Linked DNA regions of Mus musculus: region 1 is linked to region 2. A link is a loop called in an ENCODE intact Hi-C map of the cell type or tissue named here. Cell type or tissue: heart. All regions are shown on one strand. Each heading gives the region's core, and the rest is flanking DNA. Links, peaks and the distances in the headings are about the cores only.

Region 1 (2,902 bases), core at 93-2,592, 61 kb before region 2:
AGGGGACAGGCCAACAAGAGAAGTGGGTGCGGTAAAGAATACAAAGAGAGGGTTGGAACCGATCCTATGTAAGGACTGACTGTCCCTTCGATTGTCTTCCTCATTCTCTATTCACACATCAAAGCATCCAAACAATTTAATTTGTGGTCCTTAGTGTTGTGTCTTCAACTCTACATCTAAGTTTATCGTGAGGGTGTGAAGAAAAAAATACAAAACAAAACCAACAACCTGCTTAGCTTACCTAGCCATGAATCACAGCCAGGAGCTCATCTTGCTGTGTATCAGCAACTATGTTCTCAGTACAGCTATGTGACCTGAAGTGGCAGCTGCGTGCAGAACCACCAAAATAGCAGGGGCAAGAGCTCTCTGCTGGCTCCTCGGCCCCAATCTCGCGTTCCCAGCCCTTTCCTCCCACTGAGCACCAGCCGACTGCAGAGCCCAGAAAGACCCAGCCCCACGCTCTGAGAATAAAGGCCGTAGGCCCACCACACCTTCCCTGCCCTCTCGGGGAACCCGGGGTGCGAACACAGCAAGGAGGGCTCCGGGGACATTGTGAGGACGCACAGCGGGATAGGGGACGAAGGCCGCCCGTTGCAGAGCAAGCCCCGGCCCAGCGGGGATGCACACACCCCGGGACAATCTGGCCACCCCACGGGCACCCGCACCCGAGGTTCTAGGCTCATCCTGGAAAGGGCACGACCGGATCGGGTCGCCCCGAGGTTCCAAGTACCCAGACCTTGCGGATGCACGCCTCACCTGTGCGGGCCGATCCGTACCCCGGCCTCCCCAGTGTCCGCGCCCCTCCCACACCGTGCGCCCCGGGTTCCTGGGGACATCTTGGGGACACCCAGGCCGGTTCTGGCAGCCACTCACTTTCTGGATCCGCTTCAGCGCCATGGGGCAGGCGGCGGGGGCTGCGGAGTGTCCGCGTGTCCCGGGCTGCCGCCTCGCAGGGCTGCTCCGTGTGCGCCCGGGCGCGGTGCGCGAGTGTGCGGGCGGCGGCGCCGGACTCTTTTGTTTCCGCCTTCGCTTGCTGGGAAGGAGCCTGCGCCCTCCCCGCCGCGCCCCGCCCGCCTGGCACACTGGGAAGTGTAGTCCCAGGCTCGGCCTCTGCCGCCCGCGCGGACGTCGTCCGGTCACCCGTGGGTGACAGCTGCGACCAGGCTGCTGCCGCTCCCTGCAGCCGCTCTGCAGAGCAAGGTCTCGAATCTGCAAAAACCCAGACAGCAGGTGAGCTGTCGCTCCTAGGAGCTGCTGTGAACCACGGCTCGCTCCTCCTCGCACAGACCCTGCGGCGGATCTTAACTTCCTTTGCAGATAATTCTGACTCTTCCCCGCTCGCCCCTGAGGGCGTGAGGAGTCTTCGTCAATTGTACTCCACCTTTCTTTCTTTCTTTCTTTCTTTCTTTCTTTCTTTCTTTCTTTCTTTCTTTCTTTCTTTCTTTCTTTCTTTCTTTCTTTCTTTCTTTCTTTCTTTCTTTCTTTCTTCCTTCCTTCCTTCCTTCCTTCCTTCCTTTCTTTCTTTCTTTTTTTTTTTTTGAAACAGGGTTTTCCTTTATGTCTTTTTGTCTCCACCTCCCAAAAACGGGATTGAAGACAGCTTTCCACACACCCAACCGTTACGTGGTCTCTGGCATCCGAACTCAGGTCCTCAGGCTTTGCGGCAAGCAGTTTACCCACTGAGGTGTCCTCCAGCCCCTTCTCAGTTCTTGTGATCTCAGATCTTGCTTGTCCTTTCAACCATGACTTCTTGGCTTGGCACCTGCAGGTCAGTCTTGGATTTCTGACGGCGTTGGTCAGTCTTAGGTTTCTGATGACTAAAGTCAATCCATTCCTTATCTAAAATGGTTTTGAATCCCATATTGCTTCTCAAAACACTCAACGCTCACTGTCGCGGCTTCCACAGTGTCTCTGCAGCTGGATCAGCCACATCTGGGAAGTTCTCTTCTCCGCCTTTGCAGTGGTCCACAGAAGACCAGCCCCACGCCCTCTGCAGAAACTAGAGATGGGTTGCGGCCCAGAAAGCTTCGAGGGACTGTGCTTTGCAGAGGTCCCCTCAAGCAGTCCTGCTCTGTCTGCATATTGGTCTACTTTCCTGTCCATCCGCCCCCCCTCCCCTTGTGTGTGTGTGTGTGTGTTTGTGAAATTATTTCCCAGGAGCTGTACTCCTTGTTTTTTGAGACAGAGTCTCTCACAGGGACCTGGAGCTCACCTATTGGGCTAACCTGGCCAGGTATCTGCTGTCTTTACCTGCTCAGCACTGATTTTACACACAAGCCCCACCATGCCTACATTTATGCTTGCTTGTCAACACTTTATAGACATTGTCTTCCCACTTATTATTATTATTAATTATTATTACTGCTTTATCTCACCCCAAAAGAAGAGTGGCATTAATGCAATTCATCTTTTTAGCTAGAGACCAAACCATAAATCAACCCTTCTTGTGTCAGATCATGGAACTCAGGGTCTCATGCACACTAGAATAAGTACACAGCGAACCACTTTTCATTGATCATATCCCAACCCCAGCTCAGGAGTGTTAGAAAACACTACTGATCAAAGAGACTTCTGGAAAATAGTAGCTAAGTCCTGACTCCTACAAAGAGTTGTACAGAGACTAGCTGGACACCTGAGCACCATCCTGCACGCTAGAACTGGAAGACTACCTTTATATTTTTCCAAATGGTGACCTTGTTAATGAAGTCAGAGATGTGCAGGCTGGTCTCGGGCTCCTGATGCATTCAGTGCTGTGTTCCCATGCCAATGGCTTTTGGATGTCATGTTGTAAGTGAGGCCATGGTTACCTGCTACCATCATGGGAAAGCATCGCTTCCCAGTAACTCCTTGCCAGACAGTTCTTCTTCCTGCAAGATGATTTGGAGGTTGGTACTAAGCCATC
Region 2 (2,822 bases), core at 323-2,822:
GAGCTGTGTCTAGAGCTTCCTCTAGCCACATTGGGCCTCCATCCCTTCAGCCTCTGACCCTGCCACTCATGCATCCAGAAAGTCCCAGAAAGACAAAAACAAAAACAACTTGCTTCGGCTGGTGAAGCAGCTCAGCGGCTCTCTGCTTTCACAACGGTATGGTGTTTGCCCAACATGCACAACACTCTGCCTTCAATTCCCAGCATTGCCATGAATAAATAAACATAAGTAGACTGTCCACTTAGAAAAACGATTTAGAAGGCTGCAGTGGCTTAGATGCCTAGGACCAGCTTCTGCATGGAGAGGGGTTCTGAGAGAAGGGGTGCCTGGGAGCGGCGAAAACAAACGACTTGGGTCCAAGCTGGCGGCCTTGGTTCTGCTAAGATGGCTTTCCAAATTGCCCGCCCTCTTTCCCTCCTTCAGTCTGTCTCTCTCTCTTTTTCTCTCTGTGTTCTGCTCTGATGTAGACAGATTTTCTTGCTATTTTACAAATTCTGATTGAGATAGCTTTCTCTGCTAGTAAAACTAGAAGCTATCAGGAAAAACTGCTACAAAAAATTATTGGATCTTCAAACCAAGTCGGAAATTCTCTCAAGAAAATATTCTTGAAGAGCTGTTTTCGATCTCCAGAGATCTCCATACAGCTCTGCTCTCCTTAGAGGAAATTCTATTTTTTTTTTTTCTTTTGGTTTTTTGAGACAGGGTTTCTCTGTATAGCCCTGGCTGTCCTGGCACTCACTTTGTAGACCAGGCTGGCCTCGAACTCAGAAATCCGCCTGCCTCTGCCTCCCAAGTGCTGGGATTAAAGGCGTGCGCCACCACGCCCCGCTTAGAGGAAATTCTAAAGAACTGTTATTGCTGTCTGCTAGCTCAAAAGTCCTGGTTTGTTTTTTTTTTTTTTTTCATTTTTCTTTTTAAATTTACACCTCAATTCAATTATTTATTCCAGGTTCTCTTTTGATTATCCTATGAATCAGCATCCCCTGACCCCACCCCTTTGATTCTTAGGAAAACAGCAAGCACATGTTTTCTTTTAACATTGCAAAAGAATTCCGAGATCTGCCTGCTGTGTTACACACGGTTGCTAAGCTAGCTGGGTGGGATCAGCTAGCTGGGTGGATCTCCTGAAAAGACCATTTCTACCTGAGCTTGGATTTGCTGTGCCCCAGGCTGAACTTGAACTCAGGAATCTGCCTGTCTTTGTATCTTTCTGACAAGCTGGCTCATTAGTGCAGTTGTCTTTGCTCCTTTAGAGTCCTGAAGCCCCTCATAATTCATATTGCATCCTGAAGGTCCTGGGTTTACCATTTTGCTGAAACATTAGCCACACCTTTGCCTCCTGTAATACTCATGCTGTCTTAGATTATCATGGAGTCATTATCCTTAAGAGAGAGGACATTCCCTGAAGGGATGTGAAAACATGTACATTATTTATTACACAAACAAGCCTTATGCCCACAGAAGACACTGGACACTTTCCACGAAGGGCTCAGCAACATCTGGAGGCTCACACCAGGGCCCTGTACCAGCAGCAGGAACTGTGTTACTCTGTTTCCACCAGAGTTTGGCACTTAAGAGATTCAGCCTTGGGGCTGAAGAGATGGCTCAGCAGTTAGGAGCACACTGCCTGCTCTTCCGGAGGTCATGAGTTTAATTCCCAGCAACCACATAATGCTCACAGCTATCTGTAAAGGGATCCGATGCCCTCTTCTGGTGTCTGAAGACAGTGGCAGTGTACTGAGTACTCACAGACAATAAATAAATAAATAAATCTTTAAAAAAAGCATTATTAAAAAATTTTTTTAAAGGAGATTAAAAGCAATATATCTTTTGCATAGGACCTAAGTTTGATTCCCTGCGTCCTCATCGGTGTGCCCATAATGCCCGTTACTCCAGTTCCAAGAAACCCCACTCGTTTGGCTTCCCTGAGCACAATTAACAAGCTTAAGAAAAAAAAAAATGAATTAAGATGACTGTCAATGTCTAACACATAAACTTGTCATGAGTACTCTGAGGTAGTGGTCGGGCAGGGTGCCAACTGGAAGGTGTGAGAAGAGACATCTTCAGTCAGGATGCTTCTGTCTCTTTGATCTGAAAGGGCAGGGCGTTGTGGGAGGTCTGCCCCTAACCAGTCACCTCTCTGGGTTGCTCTGCTGCGGGTCTCCTAGGTCTAATGAGTTTTTCACATAGGGACTCCGGACGCCAGTTCGCTCCCTGAAGTGCTTGCTGGTAATGATGCAAGCAGGGGCATTTGAGACAAGTCCCATCCTGCGGCCTCTGAGCATGCTCAGTGCAGGTCGGCAGCGGGCTGGGACTCTAGACCCGCTCAGTTTGGCGCTGGTCTACCTTCTGGACGTGTTCCGTGGAAGGGGTGAGCAGGTCTGGTCCGGTAGCTTCTGCGCATGATCAGTGTGGAGCTGGCCCCGATCCAGTAGGGTAGCCTCTGGGCATGCTCGGCACCGCTGGGCGGGATCCTGGCGAGTAGCTGTTGCGCATGCTCAGAGTGGAGCTCGCCCGGCCGGAGCGCACAGGGGGCGGGCAGAGGCGGGGCCGCGGCGCCCTTATCCCGGGCGCGGGCGGCCGGGGTTCAGAGTGCGGGCCGCGGAGCGGGCAGCGCGGTCTCGGCATGGGTCCGCGCGCTGGGCCTGCGCGGGCGATGCCGCCCCGGTCCTCCCTGACGCCTGACGCCGAGTGTCGCCGCCCCGATGGCCGCCGAGCCCCCAGCGCTGCGCCTGCGGCCGCCGGGAAGCACCGGAGACAGCCCGCCGGTGCCGCGCCTGCTCGGAGGCTGCGTGCCGCTGTCGCATCAGGTGGCTGGCCAC

What was found. A loop is a pair of places that touch in the nucleus more often than their neighbours do. Peaks named below come from ENCODE experiments on the same cell type or tissue, not always from the same donor. Only the 100,000 strongest peaks of a DNase experiment are listed, where the experiment ranks them.
Region 1: a loop joins it to region 2, with 2.2 times the contacts of the local background. A loop is called at or near these places in 4 of 42 quality-filtered maps.

The regions. Positions count from the first base shown.
Region 1 is chr10:71,284,228-71,287,129 of GRCm38, forward strand. Ube2d1 (ubiquitin-conjugating enzyme E2D 1) reads right to left here and starts at 1,035. Exons shown (of 7, transcript NM_145420.2): 1 at 874-1,035. The coding sequence starts at 897. In heart, for the core only: a CTCF peak has its summit at 1,111; DNase peaks (open chromatin) are centred at 464 and 1,014; H3K4me3 peaks cover 1,367 bases; H3K27ac peaks cover 1,276 bases; H3K27me3 peaks cover 390 bases.
Region 2 is chr10:71,345,247-71,348,068 of GRCm38, forward strand. Ipmk (inositol polyphosphate multikinase) reads left to right here and starts at 2,517. Exons shown (of 6, transcript NM_027184.2): 1 at 2,517-2,822. The coding sequence starts at 2,706. In heart, for the core only: a CTCF peak has its summit at 1,731 (motif pointing left); a DNase peak (open chromatin) is centred at 2,455; H3K4me3 peaks cover 1,414 bases; H3K27ac peaks cover 1,078 bases.